Regions from separate parts of the Homo sapiens genome. Here region 1 is linked to region 2. The links are chromatin loops, found by intact Hi-C in ENCODE. Cell type or tissue: IMR-90. All regions are shown on one strand. Each heading gives the region's core, and the rest is flanking DNA. Links, peaks and the distances in the headings are about the cores only. Region 1 overlaps AP3S1 (adaptor related protein complex 3 subunit sigma 1). Region 2 overlaps LVRN (laeverin).

What was found. A loop is a pair of places that touch in the nucleus more often than their neighbours do. Peaks named below come from ENCODE experiments on the same cell type or tissue, not always from the same donor. Only the 100,000 strongest peaks of a DNase experiment are listed, where the experiment ranks them.
Region 1: a loop joins it to region 2, with 3 times the contacts of the local background. A loop is called at or near these places in 1 of 110 quality-filtered maps.

Annotation. Positions count from the first base shown.
Region 1 is chr5:115,893,132-115,897,530 of GRCh38, forward strand. AP3S1 (adaptor related protein complex 3 subunit sigma 1) reads left to right here. Exons shown (of 6, transcript NM_001284.4): 4 at 1,956-2,027. Among named protein-coding and RNA genes, the nearest start is that of AP3S1, 53 kb to the left of the region's middle. In IMR-90, for the core only: no CTCF peak of the experiment used is centred there; no DNase peak of the experiment used is centred there; H3K4me3 peaks cover 254 bases; H3K27ac peaks cover 458 bases.
Region 2 is chr5:115,976,251-115,980,649 of GRCh38, forward strand. The region is part of intron 1 of LVRN (laeverin); the gene reads left to right. Among named protein-coding and RNA genes, the nearest start is that of LVRN, 16 kb to the left of the region's middle. RefSeq lists an enhancer at 919-1,208. In IMR-90, for the core only: no CTCF peak of the experiment used is centred there; DNase peaks (open chromatin) are centred at 1,891 and 3,511; H3K27ac peaks cover 1,589 bases.

The DNA of each region.
Region 1 (4,399 bases), core at 80-4,079, 83 kb before region 2:
TCATCATGTTTACTCAATATCGTAATCCTTGAATAACACCACAGTAACTCCCATACCAAGTGCCACTAGCGATGGTGGAAGTGCCCCCAAGAAGCAGAGAGTGTCATGACATTACCAGCAAAAGTTGAATCACTTGATATGTACCTTAGATTGAAATCTGCAGCTGTGGTTGCTTTCCATTTCAAGATAAGTGGATGTAGCATATAGACCATTGTACAACAAGAAAAGGAAATTTTTAGGAAATTTCATGAAGTCGTACCCCAGCAGGCATGAAAACGTTATTTCACATTTTTTGCGAAATATGAAATATGTGTTAATCAACTATGTCATTGGTAAGGTTTCCATCGATAGTAAACTATTAGTAGATTTGGGGAAGTCAAAGTTAGGCATGGATTTTCAACTGCCTGGAAGGCTGGAGTCCCTAACCCTACGTTGTTCAAGGATGAACTGTAGTTACATGTCCACTTAGCCATCTAACATTGATGCCAGGAAGAAACCTTAGATTGTGGATTTGTAGAAACGTGCCCTACATAGGAGCAACTATAGCAAGAAGCCTCTTGTTTACATTTTACCCCTTTCCCCATAGGATCACCTGTGAATAGTGGGATGACTATTCATTTCAATAAACTAGGGATAGTCCTGGTTTATAGCTGTTGTTCCAGGCTGTTATTACATTATAATAATGTTGCATACTATTATATAATTTATTATTAATAGCTGTTCCTTTTTACTTTTAATACTACCCCATTTAGGATAATAAATTACATGGTCCCTTTATCTTAAGTTACCACTGAAAAGGGTGGTGAGAATAGAAATGGGAATAGAATAGTCAGTGACAACTATGCAAGTTGGAATTTAAGAGATTGATTTTTGAAGGTTTGCATCAGAGATCATCAGGATCATCTCAATGATTTACTGGGATGCACTGGACTCAGAAGTTGCTATATGCATGCTATGGTTTATTATAGTGAAAGGATACAGAGTAAAATCAGCAAAGGCACATGGGATGAAGTCTGGAAGACTCCAGTTGCAAGCTGTCAGGTGTTCCTTTCTACTGGAGTTACACAGGACATGCTTAATTTCCCCCAAAATATGTCATAATGTGTACAGAGTATTCCCAACCAGGGATGTTTACCCTGGGGGTCAGTCACATAGGTATGTCATGCCTGCATGACTGACCTTGGCTACTTAAGCTTCAGATCCTCGGAGAAAAAGCAGGCATTCACTATAAATCACATTATTAACATGAAGTACCTGCTCAAATTGGTACAGCATGGCCCAAGACCTCCAGCATACAAAAACACTCTAATCAGACAACTTTCTGAAAGGTTGGAGCTTAGTTCTCAGGAGCTGGCCAAGGGCTAGTCCTGAAAACAGTCCATTTATGGGAATGTGCAGAGTTTGAGCAACGCAAGCCTGCTGAGGTGACTCTTCCCACGAGGTCATACAAGTTATTCAGTTTAGAGTTTGGACCCAGGTAAGTCTGATTCCAAAGTCTGTGCTTTTTCGCTAAGTAGTTTTTAGTGGTCTTTTATACTGATTTGATAATTAAAAATTACTGGCTGCATTAGATATAGTAGGGACTTGGACTGTGCCTTACCTCTCTTGATGGATATTTCCTAATGAGCTTTCTTCCCCCTCACATTAAAATAAGGAGGCTTAGTTGAGTATTTTTAAGTGCTTTTGTAAGAAATGGTGCTAAGACTTTCTAGTTTTAGTCCTTTTCAAAAAAAGTTTGTTTTCTATACTTATGTATTGAAAAGTAATTTATCTGTAGTTAAACTTGGTAGGACTCTATTCTTTTTTTACTTTTTTTGCATTAATACAATTTTTAGTTTGAAAAAGATAAATGTATAATACAAAATTTTAGTTCATAATTAAGAATTGCCTTCCTTATAGATAATAGTTTTGAATAAATTTAAACAGTTCTTAAAACCTTTTTTCTTTTTCCATAGGTATTTGTGGAAACATTAGACAAATGTTTTGAAAATGTCTGTGAGCTGGATTTGATTTTCCATGTAGACAAGGTACTATTTGTATTGTCACATCTAAGCTTTTTAAGAAAAACATTAACTTATAATTGTCATAGCAAAAATGGCTTTAATGAATAATTCTATTTTTATTCTTTTATTATTCAATTCATAATTTTTTTTTTACTATGAGCCAGGCTTTGTGCTTGGTGGAGAAGATTCAGATCCTGCCTTAGAGGAGTTCACATCGAAGGGTGGAAACAACGGCATTAACAAATAATAATAATAGTATGTGTAGCATGTTAATGGGGACACAGCTGAACCACTTACCTCTGCCTAGGAGACTGTGAATGGAGGAAACTACATTTAAACTGGATTTTTAAGGGATTAGTAGATATATCATACATAGAAAAGGAGAGGATGGTCCTACTGACAGAGATATAAAATATAGGCCTTTTTGTGAGGAGGGACTGATACTGATCAACAGGCCTAGTTTAAAACAACCATTAATGCCATGACTTTGAACTTTATTGTGAGGCAATTTAATGTTTTTAAACAAGTTTTTACTGACGTTATTATTGCTTTGTTTGTATATTTTTTTGATAGAGTGATTTTTTCTTGTATTATGGAGATTGGATTGATAGGCTGGGAAATTAAACACATGGAAATCAATTAAGAGTTTATTGCAGTAGTCCAGAAGGAAATGACTAAGACACTACGATGAGGTTTGAAAGAAGGAAAAACGCTAAGATTAGGTTTGGAAGAAGGTAGAATTGATGGGATTTGATGGCTTATTGAAAGCTGAAGGTGAGAGAAAGAATGACAGATTTCTGCCAGTATTAGTAGATATTTGTGATACGGAACTTAGGAGGAAGAGATTCCACTTTCACTATGTGCAGATTTTTTTCTGTATTAGGTTTGTATAATCTAAGAGATTCTTTATGAGTGATTCAACTACTGAGTAAGAGTCTGAAAATTTTAGCAAAAAAAATCCAGTGTGATTTTTAAAAATTGGCTTTATTGAGGCATAATTTACAGGTGTTAAAAGTCAACAGTTTTAAGCTTACAAAACTAAGTTTCGACTAGTGTGTATAGTACATGTAACCAGCATCACAATCAAAGTAGTACAAAGAATGCATTTCATTATTTGTGAATGTCAAAAAAATACTTTTCTCTTTGGCCAGTATTCTAGATCATATCTCTCATTTACCAAGTGATTTGATTTTATAAATTAATTCATTTTGGACAGTGTACTTAAGCATGATATTTTTATGAGTCTGTTTTTAATGTTCTACTGTTTTTCTCTAATTGCTATGTCTAATGCTTTTTCACACTTACAAAGACTCTTGTTATTTTTAGTCATTAGGGTTCACAATATTCAAAATTATGTTTGAAGACCAGGTGCAGGTGCTCATGTCTGTAATCCCAGCAGTTTGGGAGGCTGAGGCCGGAGGATTGCTTGAGCCCAGGAGTTTGAGGCCATCCTGGGCAACATGGCAAAACCTGGTCTCTACAAAAAATACAAAAATTAGCCAGGTGTGGTGTTATGCATCTGTAGTCCTAGCTGGTTGGGAGGCTGAGGAAAGAGGATCACCTGTGCCTGGGGAGGTTGAGGCTGTAGTGAGCCATGATTGTGCCACTGAACTTCAGCCTGGGTGACAGAGTGAGACCCTGTATCAAAAAAGAAAAAAATTTATGTTTTGGTACATGATTAAAATTTTTAGAAAGCTGTGTTTTAAAATGACTGCTGAGAGGTCATCATTAGCTTATGTAAATACATTTACCATCTTTTAAGAAAATTGAGGACTCTCTTGTGAAATGTGATGGTAAGAGTAAGGTTCTTATATTTTTTTTACTAGAGAAAGAGAATAAAAGTTTTTAAGGAAATTAAGCTGTACTCATCTGCAACTTCCATACATGACACAAAATGTTTTTAAAACTTCTATTTCTCATTAGTATGCATTCATTTTAGAAAAATCAGAAAATACAGAGAGAAAAATATGTGAAAATCATCCCTATCCCAGAGATTGCCTAGTGTTAACATTTTAGAATATGTATAGTACTTGATTTTACATCTTTAAAACAAATAATCTTTAAACAAATACATCTTTAAAACAATAAAGATGGGATCATACAATATGTATTTTGTGTTAGCCTGTTCATTTTACACAACACTATATCACTATTTTAGAACCTGCCAAAATTAGCTGTCTCTCTTTTCTCTGGGCTAAGATCTTGTTTTATTTTTTCAAGGCAAGGAGACAAAAGTTTTAGGATACCAAAAGACAGAGATCAAATAAGTGTTTCCTTTCTATTCGCCAAGACAATGCTAACTTTGCTTTCAGCCCTTTGATGAAAATTATTTTCAACTTAAAAATATAGATATATTTTTTTAAATTTCAACTTTTAAGCAGCTCTGGACCTTCCAG
Region 2 (4,399 bases), core at 284-4,283:
AATGACCCAGATAATGGCATTGGCTCCTACTTTTTGGTTAGATGAGAGTAAGTGCATCTGACCAGCTCTGCGCTACCTGACCATGCTGTTGTAGGACTGGTGTCAAGATTTATCTATTTTACTAATCTTCTTGTAGAACCAGTTTTTGGCTTCATTGATTTTCTCTATTGATTTTCTGTTTTTTATTTCACCGATTTATATTTTGATCTTTATTATCCACTTTCTTCTTACTTTGGGCTTTATTTTTACTTTTTCTATACTATGGTTGACACAAACTTATTACTTTAAGACCCTTTTATTTCTCATATAGGCATTTAATATTATAAATTTCCCACTAACTATTGCTTTAATGCCATGCCACAAATGATGTTATGTTGTTTTTATCTTTTTTTTGGAAGTTCAGAATACTTTCTAATTTCCATTTGGATTTTATCTTTGACTCCTGTGTTATTTAGAACTGCATTATTTGCTTTCCAAATGTTTCAGCATCTTCTCATTTTTTATTGAATGCCTGACATTTAAATTTTTATGTTGTTGGATGCTGGATTTGGTTATATTGCTTAGAGAATGCTGGCCCTTTTGGATAGTAACTGAAGTTACTTGGTGATCCTGTTGATCCTTGTTTGATTCTCTTGAGCCATGTTTTTAAGCTCTTTGAGAGTGACTCTAAAGAAGCCTTTACTCTAGGGCTACTTTAGGCCACTACTCAGGCATCACCCATCTAGTCTCCCTCTGTTGAATAATCTATATATTCTGAAGATTTCAATACTCTGGCTTGAGAAAATTCCAACAACTCCAAACAGTATGTGAACTCTGGGAAGTGTTCAGCGTACCCTTCCCTGGTACTTATTCTTTCCCCAGCAGCTTCTCTTTGCCTGACCTCATGATGATTACTATTTGTCCAAAGACTTGAGGGGAATCCTATACAGATTTCTGGAAGTCTTTCTTTGCATAGTTACCTCTTCTCTTATACTCTACTCGGCAAATTCTAGCTGTCTAGGTGTCCCTGAACTCTAACGTCTGTCTCTTCAACTCAGTGAGACCACCGAATTGTTTCAGTTTCCCTTTCCTGTGCTGCAGTTTAGAAACTGCTTCGAGGCAGAAAAACAGGGTAATTGTAGCATTTGCTTTGCTTGTTTCTCTTCTCTTGAGGATCACAGTCCTGTGCTTCTGGTTGTCTTATGTCTGAAATAGTTGTTTTATATATTTTGTCAGGTTTTAAAACTGTTTTCAGCAGAAGGCTGATTTGAGCCTATGTTACTCCCTGTGGTGGCAAACAGAAGTCTCATTATCTTTAGATTTGGGAATGCTATTAATTATAAAGTTAATCTCTAGTCGTCTTCATGACATCTCAGTTTAGTTTAGTTTTAGTATTTATTACGTTATGTACTTCAAAGCAGTCAGTGCATTGGAAAGGACCCCAGGCTTGGGACCTGGAGCCCTGATTCTGGTACCACTGTGCACTTGCTGGTCGTCTAATCAGTTGCATAAACTCCTGGGGAGTCAGTTTTCACATCTGTCAATTAAGATGGTGGGACTCTTTAAGGTCTCTTCACTTTTGTAATTTAATGAGAGAACTCATACACTCCCACTTTTGTTCAAAGATTCCCAGAATACTTCTTGCATTTTTGATTCTAGCATTCCCTTGATTAAAGAAAAGAAGGAACTGAAAGATATTTAAAGAAATGAAAATAGAAAGATCAAGATCAAATAAGGAAAGTGTGAAATAGTTGGTGAAAATTAGGATATTTTGGGGGGCCAAATAAAGGTGAAAGCAGCATGATTAAAATCAATGAATTTGTGCAGGTTTAGACAGAGTGAACAGAGAATAGAAACAGACTTTCTTGCAGTTGCTGTTTATGCTAGGAAATCTGGCATGGTGATTAGGGTATGACACACAAGAGAGAAATTTGAGCAGTATCAGGAAAAGAATTTGTAAGTCTCAAAACGAGGTCAGAGAACTTAAGTGCCAGACACATGATGCTGGTGTCACAGAGGAAAATGTCATTTCATTATCCTATAAAGGTGTCAAACCCATATATTTCATGTGGCTGAGCAGTCCTCTCTGGGAGATGGTTTTGCACAGCAAAGATTCAGATCCTGTGTCTTTTGAAAATACGTATAGCTAGCATATTGAAAAAGCATAGCTTACAGATTAGTAAAAACACAACTTCGTTTTTCCATTGTCCTTTTACAGTGGGAAATTTAGTCTGTGGGGTAACTTTTCTGCTCTGCATGAGGACCCCAGCAGCCTATAAGTTCCTGCTTATTCTTAAGTGACAGGTGATCTACAGTAACTAAGTCACAAGTAAGTTAGATGAGAAAATTAGAAAATCCAGTCCTGTGTAATATTCAAACCTTTGAACTTAATTTACTGTTAAACCTCTTTCTCTCCCACCTCCATTTTTCTCCCATCTTCCACTCCCTACTCTTGGGCTAGTTTTTAGGATGGAAGCCTGCATTAAGGTACAGGGTGGTAGTCCTTCTTCTTTTCTTTACCTCACGTTTCTACTCTTCTTTGCCTATCTTGATAGCTGCTATTTTGATTCCACGGGAGTCCATGGGGCTGGGGGTGACAGGGAGAGGTGACACATAGGACTTCTTACTTGAGCTGGCACTGTTGTCATTTGGTCTCATTCTGGTCTTACAGATGCATTTTCCCCTTGAGATGTCATTTTCCTGGATTCTTCAGTGTTTTTCCTCTTTTTTTCTACAATTTCCTTGACTCAGCAACTTCTATTTCTTTGTTCTGATAGTCATCATGACTTCTTCCTCAGCCCCTAGACACCAAGCAGCGTATCTCAAAGCTCCTCCAGCCTCCTCCAGGTGGCTCTACTGGACTAAATCAAGACAGTCCCCATATTGGCTCACTTTGTATGGTAGGGGACACAGCTCTTGCAAGGAATGCTCATGCTTCCCTGGCCTGGGACTGGCATGAGTCCCAAGGCAGCAGCACTCCAAAGAAGTCAGCCATTCTCATGCCTTTTAGATCCCCACCTGGTAGGAGTTAGACCTTGGCCATACCATCAATTTCATCTTTCTCAAAAGTGAGTTGGGCTTCTAAGCCTCTCAGCCTCAGGAAACACTTTCACTGCTCTCTGAGGGATTCTCTCCTCCAAGCCCATAGTTAGAAGGTTGCCCCTCCTCCCAACTCCCTGAGAGCGTGGAAAGCTTGGCAAAGTAATGCTTCCCCCTCCCCTCCATCAAGAGATAGCTTCTCCAATCTCTTTTGTCTCCATTCTCTGACCCTTCTTCTGGGGCCCTCATGTAGCTGAGAAGCCCAACAGGCATACCCAGGTTCTCAAGGCCATTTATTTTGAAAATCTTCATAACATGTTTTGGCACCTTTCTCTGGAATTTTATATCTATTATGTTTTGTTGCCTGGTGAAAACTTCAGTTTTCAGATTCTATTACACAAGTAATAAACAAACGTGATTCATAAGCCAACCCTTGAACCACAGTCCAGTAGTGTAACATCTGGCTCTACTAAACATTTTGATTTCTGAGTGTGTTATTGTGTAAAAAAACTGTGGGAGGACAACTTGCCTAAGAGTTTTATTTAATACTTGACCGGCTATGCTATTCAGCACTTGTTAAGTAGAGCTGTAGACATACAAAGTTCATAAAATAATTTGGAATGAAATAGCTTACTGAGTGGATGTAGTAGATTTTTGTTTATGTTGTAGTAGGTTTATTCTCCAAGGGTGTCATGTGGTTCTTGACCACAAAGAAAGCAGTGAGTCCATGATCCACTTCCAGCACAAGAAAACAGTGAGTCCATGATTCTCTTTCCAGACAAGAGGGCAGGAAAGTTGCTCTGCAATACTGACCCACAAGGAGACAAATTCTCCCAAATTAACTCCCTCACCAGCTGACCATTCTAAACACAGACTTAATGGACACCATAATAGCATGTTTCAGTGAGATTTGAAGGGAGGAGAGGGTGGTGGATGGTTCTATTTTCTGAAGTCAAAATATCGTTACAGGGTAGCTTGAGTCCAAAGCACAGAGAAAAGGGAAGGAAACACCACTGTGAGGTTCTCAGAGGTGGCATAACTAGATCATATGTGCTGCTGGTTAGACTTGACTTTTGCAGTTAAGGTTGAGAGCCAAAGGCTGTGTGTCGTAGGGATTTTCCCCTAACTTTTGGTTTGTTTGCATAAAACTAGGGAGGGAAATAGTTGAATTAAATTTGAGAGACTTTATTTTACTTATTTGGAGACCTGAATCATGGAATTGGAAGATGCTTGCTTGATGTTTGATTTGCTGAAGTGGTGACTCTTTAAGCTGGCGTCTCCACCTGCTTTTACACTCCAGGTTCACTTTTGGAACCTGTAAAATAAAAGTTTCCCACTTCCTTAAGGAGTATAATTTTCTCTCCGCTCCCCACCTTGCAGT